2 separate regions of the Homo sapiens genome follow, and region 1 is linked to region 2. The links are chromatin loops, found by intact Hi-C in ENCODE. Cell type or tissue: endothelial cell of umbilical vein. All regions are shown on one strand. Each heading gives the region's core, and the rest is flanking DNA. Links, peaks and the distances in the headings are about the cores only.

Evidence for each region. Hi-C counts contacts between places; a loop is a spot of excess contacts. Peaks named below come from ENCODE experiments on the same cell type or tissue, not always from the same donor. Only the 100,000 strongest peaks of a DNase experiment are listed, where the experiment ranks them.
Region 1: it touches region 2 in a loop (5-fold over the local background); 5 of 110 quality-filtered maps call a loop at or near these places.

The regions. Positions count from the first base shown.
Region 1 is chr7:92,802,805-92,818,920 of GRCh38, forward strand. The region is part of intron 2 of CDK6 (cyclin dependent kinase 6); the gene reads right to left. Among named protein-coding and RNA genes, the nearest start is that of CDK6-AS1, 26 kb to the right of the region's middle. RefSeq lists enhancers at 6,578-7,777, 6,766-6,815, 7,006-7,150, 7,266-7,375 and a cis regulatory region at 7,073-7,083. In endothelial cell of umbilical vein, for the core only: no CTCF peak of the experiment used is centred there; a DNase peak (open chromatin) is centred at 7,017; H3K27ac peaks cover 1,837 bases.
Region 2 is chr7:92,706,411-92,720,051 of GRCh38, forward strand. The region is part of intron 4 of CDK6 (cyclin dependent kinase 6); the gene reads right to left. Among named protein-coding and RNA genes, the nearest start is that of FAM133B, 120 kb to the left of the region's middle. RefSeq lists enhancers at 11,468-11,517, 11,538-11,837. In endothelial cell of umbilical vein, for the core only: no CTCF peak of the experiment used is centred there; a DNase peak (open chromatin) is centred at 11,701; H3K4me3 peaks cover 1,147 bases; H3K27ac peaks cover 1,664 bases.

The sequences.
Region 1 (16,116 bases), core at 6,062-8,561, 92 kb after region 2:
AACACTGTTATGGGGATACTGTCTTGTGCACTGTAGAATGTTTAGCAGCTTCCCTCACCTCTACTCACTAAATACTAATCATATCCCTCCATTTGTGACAACCAAAAATATCTGGAAATGTTGCCAAATGTCCCCTAGGAGCAAAACTGCCTTCAGTTGAGAACTACTACTATAGAGGGCCAATTCGTCATTCTGCGTTCTTACAGTTTTTCAAATATGCCCTTCCCATGTACACCCAATATTAAGATGACTGGCAGTAATTAATCTTTTCAAGTACTTCTTGTATAATAACTAATATTATACTGTATTTGTACATATCATTTCAATGACATTTTTAAAGAAATAGGCTATCTTGCACAATCAACCACATAATAAGCACTTATTAAGTACTTGCAATATGGTTAGCAGTATGTGAACCTTCAATAAGTCACAGGTTTTGCTTACAAGGAGCTTTCCCTATAGATGAGGAAAGAAGACATGCACATGTGAATAACTAAGGACACTGTAGGACAAGATATAACACAACACTAAACCAGGTGATATAAACTTCACAAGGGAGGAGTGAACGTTAGTACTAAAGTTTTCAGAAATGCTCCCATGGAGCTGATGACAGCCAGGTGCAACCTTTGAAGATGAGTGAATATCACATAGGTAACAAGGAGAAGAGCAAGTAAGCCATGGAGGGCAGCCACATGAACCAGGCTGGTTGGAGAGAGCAAGCAGGCTCCGTTTGAGAGCCATGAGGGCAGAGTCCCCATTTAGAGGACAGTGTGGGACATGAACATGTAAGACGGATACAGATCACGAAGAGCTTTGGACCACAAATCAAAAAGTCTGGGTTTGAGATGGTAGACATTCAAGACCATTTTGGGGCACATGTGTGATGTGGGAAGAAGGCATCATATGAACTGGAACATAACCCAAACGAGAGAGAGAAAAAAGTTACTCATACAGGTTTATATTGATTGACTCCCGGGACAGTATGAAAAGGGGGAAAAAATGGGCACCAGGAAATGTTTTAAAGGGAAAATCTATTAGACTTGGTTAATATCAAACTATGACAAGTAGGATAAATTAATCTTCAAGGTTCAAGTCTGGATGAGTAGAAAAAGAAGTAAAGCCTCAACCTATATAAGCCATCTACCGTATTCATAGATCTCAATATTACCTACCTTAATTAATCTTAAGAGTCACTTCTCCACTGGTTTGTTTCATTTGATCACCTCATATAGATTAGTGACATTTTATAAATGGAGGCATGAAAAGAAAAATATAAAACATAATATACCAACCATATACATTAGGACAATTGAGAACAGAGATGAGGCAATGCATTCATAATTTAGAGGGAGCTCTGATTTGAGGTCTTGGTTGCCTGGAATTACCTAGACCCTTTCACTTGAGGGTATGCATCCCCTCTTATAAGAACCAGTCACTGAGCTAACCCATTCCTTAGGCCTCATTCTAGTTAGCTTCCTTTTTTAAACCCCTGATTCCCTAGCAGGGTCCAAATACAACTAATTCACAAATTTAGCCAACCAAAACAAATCAACAACAATTTCAACAACCTTCACCGTGGATTCTAGTTCTGAGCCACACTCTTAAGGAAATCTCACATTTTCCAGTTGTCTTTAACTCCGTCCATTTCAGCCATCTCACCTCGCTCCCAATCAAACAATTGTGGGAAAAGACTATCCTTACTCTTGGTTTTCCTCTTCTTGCCTATTGATGGTAATGAAAAATACTAATATTAGGAGTGCTAATTATATGAATGTGAGCTTGTTAATGCTAGATGGTTGGACTTATGTGTTTTTTCCAATTTATGCTGCAGACCTTTATAATTTTTTGCCTTCTACAAATTGTTGTTAACTAGTGTCTTTTTGAAATGCAGAGCTCTGAATCTCAGGACTATCAGCATTTTGAAATTTGTTTGTTGTGGGGAGCCATCCTGTGCATTGCAGGATACTTAACATCAATAACCTCTACCTATTAGATGTTAGTGGCAGTAGTCGCAGCACTAGTAACATCTATAAACTCTACCGCCCCAGTTGTGATAAACAAAATGTGTTCAAAGACTGTCAAATCCCCTGGGGAACAAATTCACCCCTGGTTCAAGACCACTGCTGTAATGTGATCTTGGGGGACAAATACTGGTCATGTACTGTTTGTATAATTCTAGGTTCAAAGACTGAACGAATGAGTAGAAAAATTAGATAACCTATTAACTCTGAAAGCCTATAATTTCTTAACCTCTAAATAAACATATTGCCTTCTCTCTTGATTCAAAGAGCTTGAAATCTCGATGAAGGAAAATTGGCCACATAGCCTATGCCCTTAAAGTAGGCATACTAAGAGGGGCATGGCTAGACTTGGGATGAGTTGGAGACTGAATCATGTAATCTGCCCACTCCACACCCTTCACCACCATCACGTTGCCACTTCCCTTGGCTCAAGTCACTCAGGATCAAAGAGATGCTGCTTTGGGGGTTAGTTGGTAAAAGCATCAGCTTGTGAGGTAATTATATGTAAGGTATCTCCTAGCCATCATAAAGTCATACAGCATTTCTTCTCAATGGTTTAAAATAAAAATCCATTTTCCGTCATGCTGTTCCAACTTTTCACTCTGAAAGCATGATTTTCCCACCAAAATGAGTGAGCTCAAGATGTCACTATGGTCAAGACTGATAATGTTCATCCATGAAACCTACTCTTCATAAACTCCCTCAGTGTAATCATGATGTGCTATAGTTGAAATTGGAAAGGATGTTATGACCAAAAAAAAACTACCATGAAGTCTTGGCATGCAGTTTTATACCGGTCTAGTAACACCTACATGGCTTCAAAAGGCTTAGTAAAACTTCGAAACGATTTAAGAACTATCCTAAAGCACTCCACAGAGGCTCCTGGTATCCAGAACCCCTGTTCCAGGAGACCAGAAGTGTAATGATTCTCATGAACCTTGTTCCCCCCGTACAATAAAATCCCTCTTTCTTGAGCTAGTTTCAGTGGGTCTCTATTATTTCCAATCTGAACCCTAAGGTTACTGGCTATGGCATAAACTACCTACCGGTTCTCTTCTGATTTTAAAATGTTATTTAAAAATGTATCTTCTTGTAGGGGAAGGGGAGTGAAGAGTCATTGTTTAGTGAGTACAAAATTTCAGTTTGGGATGATGAAAAAGTTCTGGAGATAGCAGTGATGGTTGCACAACAATGTGAATGTACTTAATGTCACCGCATTATACATTTAAAAATGATTAAAACTGTAAATTGTATGTTATGTTTATTGACCACATATGTTATGTATATTACCTTTATTTACCACAATAAAATAAGTTTTTAAAAAATCTATCTTCTTGAAAAAAGCATGATTGAAATACACTGTCTACAGAAGCTTCTAATCCTCAACGTGAGATAAACCTAGATAGTTGGGGCTTTTCTTCCTATACTTATGAATATAAATAGAAGTATGTTCCCAACTCTCCCAAAATTCAGTAAAGTGTTCTGAGCCTGTATCCAGGACTATCAAAGACGCCCGTTAAAACATGTACAATTGTAGATTCTGAAGTGATCTTTTGTTTTGTCAGTGATTCCCCCCACCATCCCTTTACTTTTATCACTACTTATCACTTTATTAGCATCTTTATAAAACGATGTAATAAAGTGCAAAATGGATATGCACGTGTCCACATGCAAAGAGGCAGACCCTGGTGGGAAGGAGTGGAGGATGTCAGGGAGGAATGAAGAACCTAATTTTGTAAATTGATTACCACTTACCTATACATTTAAAGCAGTCAGTTCATGTTATAACATGACAAAAATGTCTGTGTAACCAGATGACGGGCACAGGATATCGTGTATATTAATGCCAACAATAAAAACCAATAGAAATTTTGCAACATGCGGAACAGACCGACTTCTCTTGTTAGCATGCCAAGTATAACAACTCCTTTGTTCACTCTGACATTCAGAGCACTAGACAGAAAGGCTGTGAGCCTTTACCTGCGCTTCACTGCATTTCTTCATTTTGATAACAACTGTTTTATCCATATTTTTCTACCGTAAGACCATAAGCTAGATGAATGCAAGAAAAATTTACTTTGTGTTTCCCACAAGAGACATAATACGAAGAGGACAAACAAATACACATTTATTTAGGTTTTGGGCAAGAGGTCAACAATTTAAGATAAGCCATACTGAAGTTGTAGCTTATACCAATTTTGGAGCTGAACTAGTTTTAATTCTGTATCACTCCCTTGAACTTTTTGGTTTGTTCACCACCTGTCCTCTGTTCCCCTTAACCTCATTTATTCTTTCTACCTAATCTTGAGAGCCTCTAGATCCAGAAGTTTTTGCCATATGAATTTTTACCCTTCCATGATATTTTTAAAACTTTAAGAAATCATTTGTTTTCTTAATTTGATCTCTTCTAATTTGGTCATCTTTTACTCTATCTACTTTCTGAAAGTAGATCTATATCTATATGGAGACATGTATATCTATATCTAGAGATATCTATATCTAGATAGAGAGATGTATATATCTCCAGATTTCTGTATCTATATCTAGATATCTAGATTATATATCTGTATCTAGAGATATCTATCTAGATATAGATAGATATACATCTCTTTATCTAGACATAGATACACATCTCCTTATAAATATATCTACATAATTATATGTAAGTTTATATCTATCTAAAAATAAAATGTATTTAACTCTGCATCTCTCTATATAGATATATATCAATATATATAATAGGTATAGATATAAATACATATTATTTTTCTTCTGGTTTCTCATTATTTTATTCTCCACCTAAACTTCCTGCTTGCCCTTCACTAGTACTATCTCAACCTTTCCCTCCATAAATAAATTTAAAAAGTGAAATTTTATACCTAACCAAGCATAATTCAGCAATTGACTTCGTGTTTCCATTGGACATGACACAAGGCCTTCTCTTATCTATCATGATGAACAGTCAAACGGTATAACCAAGCGAAAATTTTATTAACTATAATTCTCTAGTAGCAAGCATAGGCATCATTCATCATAACTACCATTTTATTAGGGTACAATAAAGGATATATCTTGAAGTATCTTCTCAATGCTCAACAAAGATTAAATTATGAGTTTTAGTGTTAAGTGTATTTTATCACATTCTAATCCTTTGAAAAGGGGACTCAGAAGAGATGGCAACTTTCTAATAACTAAGCTTTCTTATTAACTGGACTGCTCTATTCCTCAATTACGCAAGTTAACAGATGACTCCCCTGTAAATTAAAAAGAAAATAAAAAAAACTAGACACCTCATATGGTATTTTTCTTCTTTATGTTTAGTGATAGTTAAGTAGAACTCCTGCTATTGCTCAATACACAGAACACTCATTAAATCAGCAGATGAGTAAAATGCAAAGTGAACCAAAATGCCAGTTACTGTGTTGCTGCGGGGCAGCATCAGAAGCCTGCAGTCTGAAGCATATGCTCCCAATTCTCAGATTTCTATAGCAGCATCTGAGAGAACACACAAGAAAAGAGGGAGGTTTCTTTGCTTTTGCCTATATTGGCCAGTATTCTCACATTTAGAATGCTTGATACCATAAGGTATAGTCGGCCAAATAGTTTGGTAGAAATGTTACAGACAGATCTGAAACAAATGATTCACTTAAAGTGCCTTCTATAAAGTAAATGCTGCTTAAATAATTCACTATTAATTGGACAGGTATTCTGCCTAGTAAAAACTGTGTTTGTATATTCTGTTTATCTATCTTCTTGCATTATTTGCTATTTATTTAAATCATCAATGGAGTTAAATCCAATGTGCAATTTTCCAATGTCCTGAGCCCTTCTGAAAATTGTATGCTTTGGAATGAAATTCTTCATGTGATTTCTCAAGTATTTTGAGGTAGGGTGGTTAGATGAACAACCAGAACATAACCCATTTTCAGCTGGGAGGATAGTCAAATAAACAAAAATATGTTTCTGAATGAAAGATATTCAAAGGAATACATATTACTGCATATTTTCAGTATGATTATGTAACAAGACTCCATTTCAAAGCTAACTTTTTGTTTGGATTACATGTGCAAAAAGGTCAGGGCTATGTTTTCTGTAGGAATTTTTACTTTTGCTTATTTGGAAGCAGTTAAAGGGCCAGAAATCCTGGCTATTTAGAGGCCTCTGTAAAGATGAAAACACATAAACACATTTAACAATAAATATTTGTATTTTAAATATAGGCATATTTTTGCTATACTATAGCTATTTCCTTCACTGCAAACCACTGGTTTAAGATTTCCTTTAATAATGAAGATATATTTCTAAAGAAATATATCTAGATAATCTATAAAATGGTTTTTAAATTGTTTCATAAATTGTAAAACAAATTGGCTGTCAACATGGAGAAACTCTCAATAGCCCAGGAAAACTCAGGCTTAAAAAGTTTCAAGGTTTCCTGGAACTTTCAATGTTTTCTGAAAATTTTCATCTCCAAATGTGCTCAATGTTAATAATTTTAGAGTCTAAAAATTGTGGCTGATCCTAAATATAAAACTAATTGACAACGACAATCTGGTTTCACTCATGGTAGACCTATTCTGGACCATTCAGAAAGTGATGAGGGACCCAAGGGGCAGATCCACAATTACCTTCCCTTACTTGGCCTTACTGGTCACTAAGCCTTTCCTAAAACCAAAGCTGCAAACAGTGCAACTGAAGTTTGAACTCCATTTCCTTCCACTCCTGCCCTACTTATTAGGTTGCACAGAAACAATAAAAGACCAAATGAGTTATAGCAGGACTGCTCTTACTTGAGAGGTAAGGGTATATTTATTTATAGTCCAGGGTCAAAGCTACTTCCTTAGATTGTGACCATCTTAAGAACAAAAAGTATCTAATCCAGTGTGAAATATAATGGTTCATACCTAGTACCATTAACTAATTAAAAACAGAAAGGAAAGACTGCAAATTTTTGATGATGAAGAAACCAAAGGTTCCCTGAAACTCTCAGTTTGAACCAAGGTCATTCGATATCATTAGCCAGAGTGTGGCTGAAAAGAGAAACCAGGAAGTGCTGAGTCATCGTGAGCATATGCAACATCCTCGTCAGCACTTCTGGTGCCAGATTCAAAGGTATGCGTACTTCCTTTGACCTGCTACTCTTCCATCCTTTTCTCAGTAACGCAGGGTAGGTCATGGAAAGCTAACTGCCACCAAGTTGAGAAGCAGCATGAACCCTAACAAATAACACTACTTAACACTGTCAATTCTATATGCTGGTCTCTAGATATGGCTATGAAAATAGATTGTTTGAAAATATATATGCGTGTGTATGTGTGTGTATATGTATATCATTTACTATCTGTCAGAATTAAGCCATTATACCTCTAGTTTCCAGTAAGTCAAGATAGCTTCCTCTTCAAATAAACAGCATGCCTTTGTCAGCATGCAGTTTATGTGCATTTAATTTGCCAAGCAGGTCTTACTAAAACAGTCAAATCCAAATGACCTTTGCATGACTGAAACACTTGTAGTATTAGGTAGAAAAACTATATAATAGGGGAAATAACACCCTGGAGTCAAAAGGCTTGTGGTCTAGTCCTGACTCTGCCAGCAGACAGTTGACCTTGAGCAAGTCATTTACGTTGTCTGTTTCTTTATCTGCAAGACGGGAATAACAATCCTCCCCCAGTCTCCCTCACTGCTGCTGTGAACGTAATTATATTAACAGCACTTAAGAAGTAGACAACTGTCATGACGAAAAGAAGTGATGAATTCATTACATATTTTTTAAAAAACAAAACTTCAGTCTCAGGCTAGCTTCTATGCATTTTATTAGAAACATACAATAATTTTACTGGATTTGAATGTTTAAGTTGTCACCCAGGTTGGAAGTGACATAAGAAGATAAACAGTAATAGTAAGTAGATGGGCAGAATTCAATAGTAAAGGGCTATATAAATATACTTCAAAAAAAGCAATTATAGGCCGGGTGCAGTGGCTCACGCCTGTAATCCCAGCACTTTGGGAGGCTGAGGTGGGCGGATCACGAGGTCAAGAGATTGAGACCATCCTAGCCAACATGGCGAAACCCCATCTAAAAATACAACAATTAGCTGGGCATGGTGGTGCGTGCCTGTAGTCCCAGCTACTCAGGAGGGTGAGGCAGGAGAATTGCTTGAACCCAGGAGGCGGAGGTTGCAGTGAGCCGAGATCGCGCCCGGTGACAGAATGAGAACCCCCCCAGCGCCAAAGAAAAAAAAAGGCAATTATATAGGAGAAATATCAAAATAATACTTTATTGAGAGAAAGAAAATTTGAAGTAACATAAATAATCAGTACCCAGCATTTTCTCATAGAATTTCCACAGGTCTCCAGCATTGCTTTCTGCAGTATTTTACTCATTGGACATTCTTCAGCTATATAAATAAGCATTGTGAACGAGCCTGGGATTCAACTACAGTTATAATGTTGTATCTACTAGAAATCCTGAGTGCTCAAACCCCAATGTAGCAGGGTACTTTAGGCAAACATCGTTTTAGTCCCTTCACCATCCTTGTACACTGAGACACGTGGCTGAAAATATTTACGCCCTCCTTACCGTGTGTAAAAACAAAATGAAAAGATTCTTTCTTGGCCTTTGACTCTCAGAAGGAAGAACAAACTGGGGTGGCTTCGAGTGAACAGTCTTGAGATTAAATGTGGAAATAATTATAGCACTTGAAGATGGCAGAAGGTGGCATTCAAGATGACAGTGTAACTCCATCTAATAGCAACCATTTGTTGAACAGCTCCTATGTCCGTAGTACCTATGCCTTGCCCTTGCAACTACTACCTGATATAATGTCACACTTAACCAGAGAAAAAGTAGGCAGACTTGAGAGATTCCTAATGGACTTAATCATTTTGTCCAAGAGAATGAGAGATGCACATAATATTAGAATTTGAAGATTTTGTCAAGTTCTGCCACCAATCCTATTAACAAAACCACCCCCCTACAAAATATTCTGAAGGAGAGGAATAAGTAAGGCAACTAAGTACTTGACAAGTATCAAACACTTAAAAGGGCGAGGCGCAGCAGCTCATGTCTGTAATCCCAGCACTTTGGGAGGCTAAGGCTGGAGGATCATGAGGTCAGGAGTTCGAGATCAGCCTGACCAACACTGTGAAACCCTGTCTCTACTAAAAATACAAAAATTAGCTATGTGCCTGTAATCCCAGCTACTCAGGAGGCTGAGGCAGGAGAATCGCTTGAACTTGGGAGGTGGAGATTGCAATCAGCCAAGATGGTGCCATTGCACTCTGGCCTGAGCAACAGAGTGAGACTCCAACTCAAAAAAACAAAACAAAACAAAACAAAACACTTAAAAGGTACCTAACTTCAGAGACATCACTTAATATGTGTCCTAATTTTACAAATGAAGACATTGAAGCTTAGAGGTAGGAAGCATAATGGGGTTAAGACACATAGTCATGTGGCAGAACTGGAATGTGAACCCACATTTGACCTCCTCTCTTAGGTAATCAATAATATCCAATAATCAATAAGTAATAGTGTTTGTTATTTCTGAGGCCCATGTGTAGCTTCAGACTTTTAATTTAAATTTTCTCATTCAATTTTTTTTTTTTTTGAGACAGGGTCTTGCTCTGTCTCCCAGGTTGGGGTCAAGTGGTGTGATCATGGCTCACTGCAGCCTCAAACTCCTAGGCTCAAGCCTTGATCTTCCCACCTCAGCCTCCAGAGTAGCCGGGACCAGAGGTGAGTGCCACTATACCTGGCTAAATTTTAGGAAATATTTTTTGTAGAAATGAGGTCTCACTACGTTGCCCAGGCTGGTCTCAAATTCCTGGCCTCAAGCAATCCTCCCACCTCAGCCTCCCAAGGTGCTGGGATTACACACATGAGCCACTGTGCCTGGCCCACACTCAAACTTTTTAAGATGACAGCACAGTACCTTTCACAAGGATATCATATATTGAATTACTGAGCTGTGGTTCAAAAGTTTGTTCATGGTTTACCGTACAGACATTAACCACTGCTCAATCATTTCTAAAAACATATATAAAGTTGATGCCAATTCACAATCACCAGAATTTATTTTTAATTGTCATACTAATTTGGTGATCAGACCCTCTTCTATGTCAGAAACAAAGGGCATATATGTGAGTTGACTGCAGCCTTCTGACAAGGAGCAATTTTCTTCTAAGTAAGTTACAACTAAATTCCCAGCCTTGGTCTGTACACCCATGATCTAACAACTTTTTTTGCCTTTCTCAACAGTGGCCAAGAAAATATATGCAATTCATAGTAATTCATGATTTGGGATTTTATTTCTATGTAAAATGGGATAATTTTTAAGGACCCTGAAGTCCTTTAAATCACAAATCACTTTAGGGTAGCAGTCTATTCCTGCCAGAATTCGTTTACTGGAATTACAAAGTAAATAACCGTGAAAAGAAGATGGAGGTGAAAATCAAGGTTGTAGAGAATTTGAGAGGGAAACAGAAAGGGAATCATACTGCTTGCTTTTAAAAAAAAAATGCACCAAAGCTTTCTTCATTCAAGCAGTTGGTTTTGTTCCCTAACTGGTCCCCCACATATCTAAGTGCAATGAGTACATTCCCAACTCCTACTGCCAAGTTAAAATGAAAACGTTCTCAGTCTAGAAATGATTGAGGTGGTTTTCTTTAATCAAATTAGAGCAGCCAAATGTTCCTTTCAAAGGTAACTGTCTACTCTGCAGCTGTATGCAAACTACCACATCAAATGTGAGGGAAAAAATAGCGATAGAATTGTGTCCTTACAGTACAGAGCTAGCTGCAGAGATGGAGAAACAAAAGCATTTGTACAGTTAAGAATTACATTCACAGTGAGCTTCCAGAAATATGCTGACTTCACAAACTGTGAACAATGTATTGAAACTTCCAGTACATAATTAGCTATTTTGGGGAGGGGAGGAACATGGGGGGAAATGCCCCCTTAAAAACGGCTAAGCAGCAATAGATACCTTGAGTCATTTACCCTCCCAACCAAAGTTTCTCAATGAGAAACATTAAAAGACTGGCTGAGACTTCATAGGAAAAAAAAGTCTCATAGACCTTGCTTTTTCACTTCCTGTCTCCATCAAAAACACACCACAGTGAGTAAACTTGAGTATCCCGCAAGCTTCAATTAAGCTTGTAATGATTCATTTGCATGCAGAATTTATTCTTTTAAATAATCAGACATGGGAATTTCCTGCAAAGAATTAATTCATAGTGGGCTTATTTTTTCAGTTTGTTTCCCTTAAGAAAAATCAATTGGCTAACATTCCCAATATGATGTCAAATTAGCTTTTCTATGTTACAATTTATATCAGCTGTTGGTTTCAGGGATGGTATATCAACAGTATGAAAACCTAGAAGATGACAATGAATTTATATAGCCAGGTGCAATCAGCAACAGAAGAATGAAACAATGTTCTTTCTTCAATTATGGATCCTCTCCAGATGGTTATACTGTCCTCTAAATTAAGGAATGTGGAATAAATAGGGGAAAAGTATATCTCATGTGATCCCAATATTTCTCCAGAGCAGCTGTTCTTAAACTTTTTTGCTTCTGGTGAAATTAGCAGACAACTTCCTTGGTTCACATGCCCTTTGACATTACCCAAATTTAAGAACTGCTGCATAACAAAAACTTCCCGCAGGTAATAAGCAATTCTTGGGCTGCAGCCCTTCTGCTCCCAACCAGGAAAGCAAACTGAATTGCAAAAAAAAAAAAAAAAAAAAGACATTTTGATTATTCAAAAATTTATTTTAAGAAGTGTAATCAGACTTCCAGTTCAAAATGGTGGACCTATCACAAATATTTGCCTCCATTCTTTCTCAGTAAAAGAAATAAACCCATAATTACAAAAGGGCGTCCCACATACACAAAAAGGAGAGAATTTAGTAAATTTGCTGGGTGACTGAAAATAAACAGAAATAAGGTGATGGAAGAAGTCACCAAAGAGATAGTAGTCTCCAAAGTGAAGAACATATAATCAGGAGATGTATTAAGAAAATATCTTCTATTTTTAGGTATTTTGTACCCCTTCATTTCAAAATCATTATTTTTATTAAATATATAATAATATATCTGTATATGTACATAATTTTTATAATTCAGTGAATATCAGTGACATGCTCAAATATTTTTACTAGAAGGGAGGCCACTGCCCTAGAACAAGCCATGAGGGCACCGTGGAGGAAGCAGAAGCTGGACTACGAGTCAACAGGTGCAATGGAAAAAGGGAGGAAGAAGGGCAGCCATTTTCTTCCCACATTCAGGGGAGTCAACTAAATGTCTGTATATAGGGTAACTGCACCAGTTAGCATTCCTATTGCCATCCCTGTACCTAAGATCTTGGAGTAAACCATTTCTTATTGTGACATTTGAGAGTTTTTCCACATCCTGACAGCCATTTTTCCAGCCACCCAAAAGTAAAGCCTGTGAAGCATACTCCCATCCCAAGATTCCTATGCCAAACAAGTCTCCCAAAAATTTTACTCAGAAATGAGAGCCAGCAGGGAGGAAAAGATCCTATTTAATAGTCTTACTAGCTAACCAGTCTTTATAAAAACTAATGGACATACAAGGCAGTAAGGGAGCAAGAAGGTCCAGACTTCTTACCTGCCAGAAACAACTAGAAACTAGATAAACATATGAAACAACTGCTTTCAGATATTGGACTATAGGTAGTAGAGGACTGTGATCCCTGAGAGAGGGGAAGCAAATGAGGTGAGCCCTAGATTGCCCTAGCTTTCTGTTTGGAGGCAATTTCCAGACCACAGGTACAGGAAGGAGGAACCTCAGAGTTCTGTAAATTCTGTAGTCTTGCCCAGCTGGGTAGGCAGAGATCAGAGTTGAGAAGACAAGGAGGCCAAAGTGGCTAAAATTTGGAAGACACAATACTGAAGAAGAGCTCCAGAAATCTACATGGGGTCTATTGAGTCCCTGGCTGAATATTAAGCTACACATGTGGAACTGCATGAAGTCAAGAAAGGTCAGCTTCTGAGAAAAGATCACCAAGGAGTTGTAAGATGAATGATTCCAGAGCTCACAGAGGGCAGAAAATGTTTCAAACTCCTTACCAGCCAAAGAAGAGAGACTACAAAAGAGTAATGTCTTAGTAGGGCTAAACTAGCCTGGAAGCAAAGCCTACATACACTAGATCCTCTCCCCAACAACAAAAGAGACAAACTAAAAATAAGCCTTGGAAGTATAAAACTGAACCACACATAACTTTACTGCCTGCCAGAACAAAATCCAATTCTCTTTAAAGGAGTAGAACAAAATCCAGCAGTTGACAATGTCATAGTCACAATGTTTGGCATCCAATAACACATTATTAGACATGCAGCCATACAGAACATGACCCATAAGCAGGAGAAAAATCAGTCAATAGAAATAGACTCAGAAATGACAGAACTTATGGAATAGCAGACAAAGAAATTAAATAAACTATTATAAACACTACAAAAATGCCCAAGGCCTTAAAGGAAAACATGGACACAGTGAGGAGAAAATTGGAAATATATAAATAAAAAATCAAATGGAACAAGTACCAAGATAAGCTATATGTTGGACCAAAGCAAGTGTTACTATCTTTAAAAAGTATTAGAATCATACAGAATTGTTCTCTGATCACAACAGAATTAGACAGAAAGAAATTAGAAAAATCCCTTACATGTTTGGAAATTTAAGAATCCATGGATTAAAGAATATATAACTAAAAATGGCTTAAAATAACCCAAATTGAATGAAAATTAAGCCACAACATATTCAAATTTGTGGGAAGATGCATATATTTGAAGATCCAAGCTTCTATTTTAAGAAGCTAAAACTAAGAACAAATTAAACCCAATGTAAGTAGGAAAAGAAGATAAAAACAAAATAAGTATCAAGAGACCACAGACAAACAGAAGTGAAAATTAATGAAACAAAAAACTGGATTATCATCAATAAAACTGACAAAACTCTATCTGTATGTCAAGATAAAAAGAGGAAAATGCAAATTACCAATATCAGGAATAAAAGAGTGGACATCACTACATATTCTACAGACATTAAAAAAGATAAGGAGTTAAAGAATCTATACCAATAAACTACCACCCCCCCAAAAAAACCCTAGGATAGACAAATCCCTTGAAAAATACAAAATTATAAAAGGTGATCTAACCTATAAGGTCTCATATCTATTAAGAAAATATAATTTGTAGTTAATAACCTACTCAAAAATAAATGCTAGGCCCAGATGACTTCATTAGTAAATTCTGTTAAATGTTTAAGAAAGAAAGAATGCCAATCCTACACAAAATCTTTCAGAAAATAGAAGAGGAAGAAACACTTCTCAACTCGTTTTATGAAGCCAGCATTACCTCAGAACAAAAATCAGAGTTATTATAAAAAAAATTATAGGCCAATATCATTCATGAATATTCTTAACAAAATTTTAGCAATATATAAAAAGGCTACATCATGACCAAGTAGGGTTTATCCCAGGAATGTGAGCTTGGTTTAACTTTCAAAATTCAATCAGTATAATTCACAGCACAATAACAGAGTTTTTAAAAAAATAATCAATTCAATTCTTCAGAAAAAACACTGACAAAATTCAGTACCCAATCATGAAAAACTCTCTAAGCAAACTAGGAATATAAGGGAACTTCATCAATCTGATAAAGGACACCTAGGAAAACTTACAGCTAACATCATACTTTAGGGCAAAAGTCTGAATAGTTTTCTCCTTATTATTGGGAACAAGCCAAAAACATCTGCTCTCACCACTTTTATTTGACATTTTTCTAGAGGTTCTAGCCAGGGCAAAAAAAGAAAGGAAAAGAAATAAAAGACATATATATATATAGGGGGGAAAGTACAACTGTCTATTCTCAGATGATGTGTCTGTGTATGTAAAAAAACTAAAATTTACAAAGAAGCTACCAGACTAATAAGGGAGTTTTTCAGATCACAAGACACAAGGTCACTATACAAAAAAGACTATAGCTCTCAATGACAAACACTTAAAAAGAAAAAACAATGCCTTTTACAATAACATCCAAAAACATTAAATGCAAAGAGATAAATTTAATAAAATGCAAGCAAGGGCATTACACTAAAAGCTACAAAACTCTGATGAGAGAAATTAAAGACCTAAATAAATGAAGAGATACACCATGTTCGTGATCAGAAGTCAGTGTCAATATCTATGCCTTCGCCCTAATTAATAGAGATTAAATGCTATCCCAATAGGAGAATTTTTGTGTTAACTAACAAGCTGACTCTAAAATTTATATGAAAATACAAAAGAAGAGCAACAACAATTTTGAAAAACAAGAACAAAGCTGGAAAATGTATACTACCTGATTAAGACCTATACATTATAGTAATCAAAGTATGACATTGGCAAAAGGATAGATATATAGATCAATGCAAAAGAACAAAGAGTCTAAAAACAGGCCCAAATGTATATGCTCAACTAATGTTTAGCAAAGCTGCCAAGGTAATTCAAAATGAAGAAAGCAAAGTATTTTCAATAAATGGTGCGGAAATAGCTGGATATCCATACAGGAAAAATGAACCTGAACTCTTAGCTCAAGCCAAACACAAAGACTTGACTTGAATGCATCACAAATCTAAAATAAAAGCAAAAACTATAAAATTCTAGAAGAAAACATAGGAAAAATCCTATATGCCCTGGAGGTAAACAAATATTTATTAGATAGGATACAAAAAAGCATAAGCTATCAAAGAAAAAAAAAGATGAATTGGACTTAGGTTAAATTAAAATATTCTGTTTGACATAAAGCATTAAGGAAATGAAAAGGTAAGCCAAAGACCTGAAGAAAATATTTGTAATCCATGTAGCTGACAAAAGACTGCTCAAGAACTCTTACAATACAATAAGATAACTCAATTTTAAAAAACGGTCAATTTGAACAGAAACTTCCCAACAGAAGGTATCAGAATGGTCAATAGCCAAATGAAAAGATATTCAACAACATTAGTCATCAAGTAAATGCAAATTAAAATCACAATGTGTTATTAGTTCACACTCACTATAGAATGACTAAAAATAAAAAGATTGACAGT
Region 2 (13,641 bases), core at 10,743-13,242:
GCTAATTTTGACTACAGTAGGGAAAGAAATTTACTTTCATAATTAATGAGCTGTTACTTTCCAGTCATCTGCCTTCCACTCTATAGAGATTAAATACACAAAATGTCCTTCGTGAAAAACAATTTTCTTGTCTTTGTAGAATTTGTCCTGTGGGTGGTAAAGAAGAAAAGCACAACCATGAAGGTCTGTGCTCCAGGGCCACAACTCAATTTTTCTGTGCCATCCTCAACTACTTGCCTAGTGGTTGAAAGTAAGCAAGGAACAAAGACTGAAGAAACACCACTGGATTTCTGGGACTCTGAGATCTCACACTGAGATATGGTGCCTGAAAGCAAAGCAATTAATACTGCCTATACAGTCCATTCACAATAACACACTGATTCATTCTTAGATTCTCAGTGAAAATTCTGCAACTGTCTGGATTTGTGCATTCAATTTCCTGTATTCGAAGAATAGATACGTGTGTAGCCTTGGAAAAAATACATTTTATTTTTCCCCAGACTTCAACATTGTTTAAATAACTGATAATGGAAAGATTTCTTCAGCATAATCATTTCAGGAATACCAGAAACACTCTCTCTTTTGAGAAATAATAATGAAAAAAGAGAGAATGGTCTCCCTAAGATGTTAGTAATCTAAACTTTAGTAAAAGTGATTTCTAAGTAACTGATTAACAGTAATAAAATGGTTTCATTGGTTTATATTCATTTCTTTACCTGTCTTCATATTCAGGTTCAAAGATGAGTATTACTATTACATAATTTAATTATAGGACTTCACTTTTTCATGTATTAACTCATTTAATTCCCACAACAATCCTATTAAGATAGGTACTGTCATTTTCTCTATTTTAGCAGAGAAGAAACCCAGGATACAGAGAGGCTAAAGAACTTATTTAAGGTCACACAGCTTGTTAAGTTGCAAAATAACTTTGTATAAAAGATCTGGTTCCAGAATACGTCCCTTTAACCATGTACTGTGGTATTATACTGTGTATAATAGCCGTTATACTGCTTTTTGAAGGAAGCAATGTTTTTCAAAAAAATTATCTCTTTGCCTATATTTGAAAATGGTAGGAGAGAAAAAGTAATATTCCAGGAACACTTGAATCAATTCAAGACTTCAGAAACAATGTTGCCAAGAAGGAAGTGAGAAACAAGGGAAGAAATTCTAAAACAACATCAATGGAGTCACTGTTTAAAGAAAAGAAAGGACTTATTCTCTTGGAAGGGTGTGAACTATTTATTCACAAATACCTGATGAGATATAGAAAACGTGCGTGCATGCGCACACACACACTCACAGTCTCTTTCTCTCTCACAAGATAAATAAATGTAGTATTAGAAAGAATGCTAGGTATATAATGTTTTAAATTCTGCTGTCTTCCCAGACTCTTCCAACTTAACAATCTCTGGCCTCAAGAACATGACATTATTCTCTTAAGAGAAACAGCCATTATCAAGTGTATGATATTATGGGCAGCAGATGAGCAGATGGAGGAAGACACACAGTGGTGATGATGAAATTTTTAGGCATATTTAGTTGTTTAAAAAATCCTCAAACTGAACAGACTCTTACTGGATTATATCCAATATCTAATTTCTAAACTTGTTATTCTTTAGGAATAGTGAGGGAAGACGGGTGAATGAAGGTAATTAGCCCCAAGGAGAGAAAAATCGAAAAAGGGCTGAAAAAAAATTTGACGCTTTTCTTTACTAATTTACAACTTTCTTTGAAACCCCAGTTTGATTATCTGACTTTTGAAATTGAGAAACTAATCTGTGTTACCATTTTAGAGAAATGAATGGATGAGGTGAACCAAGAATGGAGAATGGAGATAAACCAAGACCACACAAATTTGACTATAATGAGTATATATTACTTTTATAATAGACATAAACAGCTTCAAAGTGCATCATCATTACCAATTGCTATTTGGTGAGCATAATCTATGTGACGCCCGTTTCTTCCCTCAAGGTGCTTGTTGTCTAAGGAAAAAAGTAAATTATGGTATTTTGTGGCTGTTTACATTACATAACCCTCATTAGGGTTTAGTCATATAACGACCACAAGTGAGGTATACAATTTGCCAACTTTAGCAAAATCTGGATTATGTGGAGGAAAAAGGAGAAACAGAAAGATAGGTGGCTAATTAATTAGAACATAACCATGTCACTGGCACTTTAGGCCCAATAAAGTAAAACATCTATCATTTAAGTCCTGATAAAAAGAAATATATTTTTTAAAAGGCTCTGTTTGTAAAAGAAAAAAAAGTCATTTCATGATAGATTCATCTGAATTACAATTGGGATAAACATTAAACCACTAGAAAATTTCTGATTTATACAACTACTAGTGAGATGTCATATAGAGATTCTTCATTATACAATTTGTTCCGTTTTGAATGAAAATGTTAATCATACCAGGAGAAATTACTATACATATTCAATACCACTGCCAGTAAAAATAGTAGTGATTACATCAGTAGTGGCTACTATGTTCTGAGCATGTGTCAGGACACATCCACAACAGTACAGTATGAAGGCAATTATGACCAGAGACACTTATTTGATTTAAATAAATATATTTTTATTTCTTATTTATCTCATAAAGTAAATTTCATATCAGATTTTGACATGAACATGTTTTCCCCGGATCTACATTTAACAGCCTCCAGTTTCTGTCCCATCTCATTCTTGCTCTCACGTAGCCCCTCGTCACACATCTTTCTTAAAACAGCCTCCACGCTGGTTTCCCTGCCATCAATTTCTTAATTCACACCAAATCCTCCCTACCAATCCACTCATCACATTGTAGTAGACTGCTTTTTTTTAGGGTAAAAAAGGTTTTAAAGCACTCTGCTCAACAACCCACATACTTCTTGCTGCTTTGCCGTTGTGTGTGTGAACATGAGCTGATGTTTCTCAACCCCATACCTAGAACACACCTTTCCCTGTGCTTTGCCAGGCAAACTCCTCCTCACTTGTAAGCCTGCCTCAAAAATTAGCTCCCCTGAGAAGCCTTCCCTGACTCTCCTAGATCTAACAATGCTTGTCTCCTAGATTCACCAGGGTTTATCTGGCTAGGTAAGAGTTGTAGAGGCAACTTCAGATTTACATATACATATATGTAACTAAAAAAACATACACATATATACATATATGTATTTTATTTATGCATCCAAATACTGAATATTACTTTTAATCATATGAATATATTAATAACAAACATACTATTTATGTAATATAAATTACGTAAATAATATTAATGAAATTCACATCTTTTTAAAAGTTCTTAGTTTAACATAATTTTTCTTATTGCCTCACTGTTTTTAAAAGCAATCCTTAGCTTCCTGAATTTGCCTGAGAAGAATGTTACCTGCTGATTGCTGATAGATGGCTCATACTCAAAAAGTGTTTGCTGATTGCTATTATTAAGGAATCTAAGGAATCATAGTCCTGGTGGGTGTGGTAAGCAATCATTCTTAGTCTAATCAACATTTCCATGAAACTCTAAAGCTTTCTGCTTTCAACATATGTGGAGCACGTAAGGAAAAATGCACTGTGCTTTATAAAACATTTTATTAGAGATTGGTGAATATATCAGTGCGCCTCTGAAAGAAACCAACAGCAGATGTTCCTACCTATACAGTGGCCCTGCTGCCTTGGTGGGGGTGTATCTCTAGACTAATGAAGGGCCTGTACATTCGTTGTTCACCCAACAGCCATCCCCTGCTTTCCTGGCTAGCATAACCTGATTTTCTTTTGGGTAGCAATATGCTTATCTACAGACTGATTGGTCAATGGGTAGGTACGGGATTCAATTATGAGTGATGAAACCTAAAGTGGAAGTTTGAAAAGAGCTTTTGGAAAAGATTGTCTTCCCTGATTAAAGAGACAATAAAACCCTTTTTGGCCCCTGCTTCCTCACCTACTGCTTAGAATACTGTTGTATGTGATATAATGCTTTTGAAGTTGTGGCAGCCATCTTGAGGCCCTGAGGGATGACACTCTCAACTAACCAAAGAAGAAGGAATGGTATTTTCCCAATATTCGGTTATCGGAACCAAGATGATACCATCAAGCAACAGCACCAATTGCAGAATTACCTATCTCCAGACTTCTTATATCAGATTTAAACGTTATTATTATTCAAGACACTTTGATTGGATATTTTGTACTTGTAACTAAATATATGATGCTATAAATGGGTCCAGAAAAAAATCTGAAGATTCTAGCTTTGGTGATTACCAGTAATGAAGTTAAACAAAGGAGACCAAAGCAGAATTGCCTAGGAAAGGAGAAGCTGATGAGTGATCTTTTTGTTATGATCTGTTTCTACTGCCATGGAACACCAGATGGAGAGGTGGGGAAAAGCAGAGATGAGGGCTGATACTCAGAGGAGACCCGGGCAGACGGATGACTTGGACACCTCTGCACGGAGATGAAAGTTACAGCCATGGACCTGAGTCAGACACAGAAAGGGCTGAAGTCAGAACATGCTGGATGCTTTATTAGAGGACAGGAAGAGCAGAAAGCGCCAGCAAAGGCAATGGCCAGAGGCACTCAGGAGAGACAAAGCAGTGAGCTCTCTCACATTCAGTTAAGGAGTGCAGGAGTAGGAGCTGAAACCCTTTTGGAGAACAATTTGGCATTATCAAATTTTTGAATGTGCATTCTTTGTCCTTTGTCCTGGTAGTACCATTTCTTAAATAATTATCCTAAAAGAAATTAGTATTTCAGTGAAAAAAACATAAGCCCAAAGATGTTCACTGCAGCCAAAAAATGAGAAACCACCCAAGTGTTCATCCTGGGAGACTGGGTAAAAATATTATGTAAATTTACACAGTGAAAGTAAGAAAAAGAATAACAGGCTAATATATGTTAGATATGGACAAAATGCCTAGGATAAATAAATGGAAACAAGTAAACAAGAAATCCCAAACAAACAGAAAACCTGTATGTATACTATTATAGGCACATCCACATCCACCCTCATGCACACCCATACTGAGGGTTGTATACAAGTAGCAAAAAATATAAAAGTTCATTTAACAAACTGTTAATAGTGGCTTTTTTTCTGGAAGGAAGGATCATTGAGGATTTTCCCTTTTCATTTTTTTACCTACCTGGAATGGTCAAATTTTTTTTTTTTTTTTTTTTTTTTTTTTTTTAAGATAGAGTGTCTATCTGTCACCCAGGCTGGAGTGCAGTGGCATGATCTCTCAGCTCACTGCAACCTCTACCTCCTGGGCTCAAGCGATCTTCCCACCTCAGCCTCCCAAGTAGCTGGGACTACAGGCACATACCACCATGCCTGGCTAATTTTTTTATTTTTTGTAGAGACAAGGTTTTATCATGTTGCCCAGGTTGGTCTCAAACTCCTGGGTGCAAGCAATCTGCCCGCCTCAGCCTCCCAAAGTGGTGGAATTACATGCGTTAACCACCACACTGGTGGAATGTTCAAATTTTAAAATAATTTTAGCAATGAACAAAGAATGCAGACAAAAAAACTGAAGAAGGAACCGTGACACTTTGGGAGGCTGAGGCGGGCAGATCACGAGGTCAGGAGATCGAGACCATCTTGGCTAACACGGTGAACCCTTGTCTCTACTAAAAATACAAAAAATTAGCCTCCTACTCAGGAGGCTGAGGCAGGAGAATGCTGTGAACCCGGGAGGCAGAGCTTGCAGTGAGCCGAGAGAGCGCCACTGCAGTCTGGTCTGGGTGAAAGAGCAAGACTCCGTCCCAAAAAAAAAAAAAGAACCATGAGAGTTTAAGGGAGCGGGGACTCGCATATACAAATGCTACAAAGGGAATGTGGAAGAACCTGCAAAAAATGCCACTGGATTTGGTGAACTCTATCTTATAAATGGGGCTATTTCTCTCTAAAAAATTGTCTACTAAGACCAAATTTCTAAAAACAAAATTACTGAGTAAATGCATGTGAATTAAAAATAAAGCAATTGATGAATATCTTATTTTTCTAAAATATTATGGGACTAACAATACTTGAGAACTACAATCGACTATTGAAAAAATTTGATGCCTTTAAAAACAGGAGTACAAAAATTACAAATGATAAGCTGATGGAAAATACAAATTGTACTGTGCATATAGTAGCAGCAACATGACCTTTAAATGCAGTTTTTCAGCCCCACATCCTAAAACCAAGAAGTCGTTATAGAAATAAAGATAGAACAATAAATACAAAGAAAAGATAAAGACAAGATTTTATTTCAACTTGTGTAAAATTGCTGAGGTCACTCTTGAAAGCTTTTCTTACTTTAAATGGACTATTCAATCTTGTCAAAATCTTAAATATTGTGCTACATTTTTAACATCTACTTGCCAATAAAAGGCATGACAGTGGACAGTTTGGGTATAAGAACATGTGAGTTTCTCTCTTCTTTAGACATTAATCCTATGTATGTATGTATGTATGTATGTATGTATGTATGTATGTATGTATTTATTTATTTGAGATGGAGTCTCACTCTGTTGCCCAGGCTGGAGTGATCTTGGCTCACTGCAACCTCCGCCTCCTGGGTTCAAGCGATTCTCCTGCCCCAGCCTGTAGCTGGGACTACAGGAATGCGCCACCACACCTGGCTAATTTTTGTATTTTTTCAGTAGAGACGGGGTTTCACCATATTGGCCAGGCTGCTCTCGAACTCCTGACCTCATGATCTGCCTGCTTCAGCCTCCCAAAGTGCTAGGATTACAGGTGTGAGCCACTGCGCCCGGTTGACATTAACACTTTACAATTCACAATGGGCTATCTGTGGCTTTTCCTAATACAATATTTTTGAATGTATATCAAGTAAAAACTACAGTGGCCAGACAGTATAAGTAGTTTTACATAATATACATAAACCTGTAAAGTCTTTTAAAATGCATCTTAATCTAGTAAATCATATTTTAAATGCATAGGCAGCTTTTGAAAAACTTTGCCAAAGCCCATATGCAAATTACTTGATTTTACATATTTGATTTTTAAAACATTTATGCAGTTTTATTAAAGCTATATTGGTTTTTTGAACCCAAGATTTGGTTTCTATTACAACTCCATTAAAAATGTTCCCTGACTTAAATTAATATTGATAAATTAGTCATTTAACATTAAAAGTGGTTATGATTAGAATGAGTATCACTGATTAAGCTTCCATTTACTCTGTTGCTCTGTACTGAAAGCTGAAGAAATATAACTTTAAATACCAAGTCAATTTGTTTTAAGTCCTCAAAATTTAAAAAAAGTAAAAAAAAAAAAAAAAAAAAAGAACTAGTATCACTGAGATCTTGTGCACTCTTGACAATATCCAACCAGCTGACTAGTCATGCATTTGTGTAAAATGCAGTAACTTTGGTTTTCCAGAATATCTTCTAAATATAAACACAAGATTTTAGCAATGAAAGTGACTAACAAAATAAGTTTAATTCTTGGTGTTTAAATTTCAAGATGGATGCAGATACAAACCACAATGGCACCTTTCAGGGAAGTCAATATTTAAAGAACAGCATCCCTTCCCAACCTCAGTCCTCCTCTACCTCCTCTACTCAGAAACCTCCTATTTTACCACCCACATATACTCTATAAACACTCACTGAGCAGCTACCATGTGCCTGTGTGTTGTTACCTGAAGTGCTGAAATGGCTATTTTGCAATGTTAATCTTTTAAAAATAGAAGACAGAAGTCAAACAAATGGGGATACTACCATATGAGAACTACTATATTACAGGCAAATCAAAAGTGCACGGGAGGGTAGGTACTTAACTTTATCCTGGGGAGTTGGGCAGACTTCAGAGATGGCATCTGAGTCTTGAAGAATGAGTAGGAGATTGTTAGGCTGGGAATGGGAAAGGCAATCTAAGCAGAGAGAATGTTTAGTGACACGGAAGCATAAAATCTAATGGCATGATTTTTCAAGAAGGAGCAAAAAGGTCTGGATAGCAAGATCATAGGGTGTGTGGAGATGGGTTTGGTGTGGGTGGGAAAGCAAGAATGGAGAGAAAGGTTAGGAACAGTTGACTGCTGCATTCCGGAGCTCAGAGTATACAGACTTGAGTGTGTGGGCAATGGGGAGTCACTGGGAATTTTTACTCCTTCACCTCCCCAAACGGGCTTGTTTCCCACAGTGGTCCATGTTGTATGGCTGTTCCCACAGCTCCCTTCTACATGCCAGTCTTGTCTTTCCAGGAAAAAGAAAATCTCCTTTTCTGACTAACTGTAGTCTTGATCTTTCATCCATTCTGCAAAAATGGGATTTTATAGACAGGTAAGGACATTCTCATGAATATATGTGAAGACCATCATTTTAGGAATTTATTTCACATTCTTGATAGTAGCTTTTAAATGCTTTACTTTATAAAAGTTTTACAGTTTTTTTTTTTCTTTTTCTAATCTGCTTTTTCTAAACTAGTAAAAGCTAGTTTTCTGGAACTAGGTTACAGACAGACTTTGGCCCATTTAACAAGGTCAGACTGTTTATTCTTGACAGAATTCTTTCCCACTGTAAAAAGGTACTTTTAAATGCCACATTCCAAAACCAGTGCCAGTAAGCCACTGAAGCATATTTTCCCACAAGAACTGATACCATGTGCAGTCCCTACCTCACTGAAATCATCCAGCGTTACATAAGGTGCAGATAGTATTTAACGTCACCATGAAATCTATCAACTGAAATATGCCAGCCATGTATTTATAAAACACTTCCGTACATTTCAAAGCATTGGTAACATTTAAAAAAGTAATTATTAAAAATCGAAATGGGAAAAAAGAAAGGGAAGGACAGTGCTAGAAATTTTTTAAAAAGAATTTAAGACAGAAGAGGAAAATGAATCTTGTAACTTTATATCAGTATCCAAACCTGAAGTAGTAGAGCTTTTTCTCCCTTATTTTGGGGTTTTTATGGTTGAGCTGTTAAATTTACAGCCCCATTTTTAGATTCTGCCAGCCTTCAAAATAAATATATGAGCAGCGCTAAAGTAAATTCTCCTACGCTTTCCCCTTTTCTCTTTTGGATGTTTCCCTGAGATTTGAAGGTAGATTATTCCTCCACAGCCAACAGTAAAGTTCAACATTCAAATTTATGAAGGATTTAAAAATCATCAGTATCCTTGTAGATAGATGCTGGGTGCAACAATGTCACTCACCCTGGGTTTCAATCCCTAGAGAGGGGGAAAGCAGAAAGCAGGAGCAATAAGAGGAATGGTTCAGCAGCCAAAGACTATCATTTAGAAATGCATTGGGAAGATTAGCAATAAAGTCAATAAATGCATCAGAAAATCCGGCACTACAAAGTAATTGTATAAAAGTCTGAGCTCAACTTTTGGAGAGACCTACACAGATAACAGGATCATAAATTTAATCTTCTCAAGGACCCAAATGGACTAGATAAAATGACTAAGGGAAACTGCAATGCAGAGATTTTCAACCCCTTCTTGGGACACTATGGTTTCTCCAAAGATCCCAAGGGATCTTAGCTTTAAAATAAAAGCATAACATACAGAACATCTAAGTGCACAAGTCAGGAGATCTGGCAAGGTTTGTGATCTCAAATAAAGAGGGATGAAGCACAATAATTATCTGAAGGTTATGAATGGCTGCCCAGACACACATTCAAAGTGTAAATGTTACTCCCTCAGAGCTCAAGTTATTATCAAGGAGTGACGCAGGCAATTGGGAAGATTAGTTGAAAGTTGTGTCTAAAACAAATTAAAAAAATTTTTTTGGATGCTTATAATTGATGATGCAATGACACAAGCAGCAACATGGAGAATGCAGAGTAGGAAATCCATTCATTGATTCATTTGTAAAAGCAGGGAGTTGTGAAAGCAATTAAGTTCAAAGAATAGTGAAAAACTGATAAAGAATATGTGCTTATGTTATGTGCTTACCACTTTGGGTAGAAGCGATGGAAAGACAGAAAGGTAGGTTGGAGCTGAGCTTCAAAAAACTTTGTATGCCATGCTGTAGAGTTACAGTTCATTCTCTAGGCACTGGAGAATCGTAAGGATTCATTCATTCATTCACCATGTACTCAAGTGCCCACCTCGTGCAAGGAAGGCACTGTAGGAAATGCTAAAATACATTATTTGGACTGAGTGAATAAAAATGGATATGGCCAATGTTACAGAATTTGAGAAACATTATCTTGACTCAGAAACTTACACTATGATATTATCAAAGCCTAAGCAAAATATTGCCACCTCTCCTTTCCTTAAAAGGAAGCAGTGACAGCTCTAAAATACAAGCAGCTCACGTGTCCAAAGAATTAAAGAGGACACAAAAATCCAAATTATTGAAATGTTGCTTTATATTCAATTCCAAGGACCATGTCTCATACTCCTATGAGTATGAATATAACACTTGCGTTGAGTTAAGCAAATTTAGGGGAGATGGAATTATCTCATTAAATAGAACTCTTCAGAGAAGCCCCTAAACTAGCACAGAGGCATATTCCCAAAAATGTTAAATGTAGGAGGCAAAATGTTTTTTCATCTTCTGGATCCCTGAGAAGCCCTTTACTTGAAAAACTTTCTGAAGCATATGGTCTCATTAATCTTAAGACAATGCTTAGTCTTTATATCCAGTTTGGCCTCAGGCTTTTGAGATTTTGAATGGCATCATATAGGGTGTCCGTATGAAAAACAGGCCCAGGCATGGTAGCTCATGTCTGTAATCTCAGCACTTTGGGAGGCTGAGACAAGAGGATTGCTTGAGGAATTTGAGATCAGCCTGGGCAACATAATGAGACCCCCATCTCTTAAAAAAAAAAAGAACGTAGCTGGGCGTGGTGGTGTGAACCTGTAGTCCTACTACTTGGGAGGCTGAGGCAGGAGGATGGCTTGAGCCCAGGAGTTGGAGCCTGCACTAAGCTATGACTGTGCCATTGCACTCTAGCCTGGACGACACAGCAAGACCTGGTCAAGGAAAGGAAAGGGGAAAGGAAAGGGAAAGGGGAAGGAGAAGGGGAAAGGAAAGGAAAAAGGAAGGAAGGAAGGAAGGGAGGGAGGGAGGGAAGGAAGAAAGGAAGGGAAAGGAAAGAAGAAAGAAAGAAAAAGAAAGAAAGAAAGAAAAGAAAGAAAAGAAAAGAAAAAGAAAGAAAGAAAAGAAAAAGAAAGAAAGAAAGACAGACAACCAGATTCTCTGTATCATACCCTGATAGATGCTGGCTGAACAAATGTAGGAAAAAAGCAAGGAACTTCTGGCTCTTTCTCCGAGTAAAACATCCTCCAGGCAGTAGCATTACAGTTGAACTGTTTTTGTCCAGAACTAATTCGCAACAGTGACCACTTATGAAGGAGCTAGAATTAGGTGAGTCAAATGAATGACTATCTTTTATAAACAAGGGAATCAGTCATTTGATTCACTTCGCAAATCCACTTGGTGCAATTAGATAGCCACATGCATGCACATGCACCAACAGCAGCTTTCTGTGCAGTATGGAATACATTCTCTTTCTACATGGCAGAAATTCTCACAGTGGTCATCGATATTTGCCTTCACCGTGGAGGCAGAGCTAACCTATCAGATGGTAACTCAAATGTGTTTTATTACCACTGAGAACGCGCAGTGGAGAATCTGGATGGGTTTTCATGTTTGTTTTGGCTCTGGCATTTTCCATGTACCCAGCCCTGGGAATCCTAAAGAAAACGTGTCCTGTTCCCAGCTCTGTGCACTGCCCCCATTGTGTTCCACTTCCCTCACTGGTGAAAGTGAAAACGAAACCGGCACAAACCCTCCATTGTTAACTATGAAATATGTACTGGCAACTGGATGTTTTAACAAAACAGACCTGGTTGTGTCATGGCAAGATGTTGAGAGGGGAAGGAGTCACAGGAGCCCTTCCTGCTTCAGAGGTGTGTCCTGCACTTTCGCTGAGGTGCCGAGGCGACGGGGCTTTGGGTTTTTTCCATTATACTCATGTAATGTTCTTGGTTTGATTTATTCAGTATGCACTGGCAGCTTTTGGAGGCTTCTGTGGGAGCTACTCGGCTGCCCAAGCCGAGGCACAAACCCTGCCAGGTCTCCATAGTAAATACAACACGCACGAAGAGGAAACAAGCATAAACAATTTATTTTCTCCTGTAAAAGATGACATTGTTCTCCGATCTCTGGTCCTGCTTCACTTTGTCACTTGGTGGTGCCAACTGGGTGCCGTGGAATGAGTTATTCCAAACACACACACACACCCCAAGCACGAATTGCATGACGCGCACATTCACAGGGCCCACATCCAGGCGCGTTCAACAGGAGGATGCTGGTGACCTCTTTAAGCATCCCACATTTTGACCTGGGTAAGGAGGGAGGGCTTCCCTGGCCCTTAGCCTAGGCAGGTTCTTGAGCCTTATCATATGGCCTCATAAAACCATATCCCTTTCCTTTATTGCATTTATCTCTGTTTCTAACTAGACATTTCTTTGTGTGACTATCTGATTCAGATCTATCTCTCCATCTCGCTTGTAAGCTCTCTGACCTTGTCCATTTCCATTCACCATCATCCCTCAGCTTCACTGACAGCGTCTGCACATAGAAAGTGATCAGTAATTATTTGTTGACTGAAAGCCACAACTCCATTTCATTGATTTTCTCCCCTAGGCTTATCAAAGTTTCTGAATCCACGAGGTTCCGTTAGTGTTACTAAATGCTATCAACACTGAGGTCAGAGTAAGGAAGGAATATCATCAGAGGCACAGGAAGGGGATGTAAGTAATTTTTTTTTCTTCAACTTTAAGTTCCAGGGTACATGTGCAGGATGTACAGGTTTGTTACATAGGTAAACGTGTGCCATGGTGGTCAGCTACACAGACCATCCCATCACCTGGGTATCAAGTCCAGTATTCATTAGCTATTCTTCCTGATGCTTTCCCTGGCAATTTTTGTAATACTTCTGGTATTAAATAAGTTAATGATCTCAAATAAAGCAATATTGGGAATCTTATCAGTTACAGATTTAAAAAAAAATTTCCAAAATTAAGTTTTGTACTTTGTACAGCTGTCGAATAAAAGTCTTCTCATGTTTAACATTTACTTGTTGTCTTTTTGTAATTTCTATGGAATAAAGGGTGTTTTCAGAACATGTATATCTTTTATTAGTGAAGGTAATATGGAAAAAAAGATTCTTGGAGAAAGAGAATATAATTCACTTAGTGAGAATTTTATTAAGTCACTAAAAAGATGGGAACATACTCCCACTCTTCCATTATGGTACAAAGAGGAATGTTTCTCTAAACTATACAGGTGTGTTTGGCACAGGCATTTGAAGGAAAAATGCTAACTTCATGAATAGCATTAAATGATTGTATAAAGGCCCCAAAAATACAAAGATACTGAGGTACCAAAAAGAATGACCTCATTTTAGGGTACACTTCTCTCTACCCACGGATGGCTTTATGATGGCTGTCCTGGGGAGTGGCTGGCTCTAACTGCCTGGGTGTTGGCAATCACCTGTGGTATAAAAACATCAATACTGGCATTGCCTTGGGTGGTCCTTACAGTATTCCCATGTACACTGAGAGCAGCACAATGAATGTGCTGTTGCAATTATGGACTTGGGTGATTTTAAGGGAGAGGACACAGATAGGACTGAATCAAGAGAATGCTTCATTTTTCCTAAGCAATGATACTTTTATAAGACA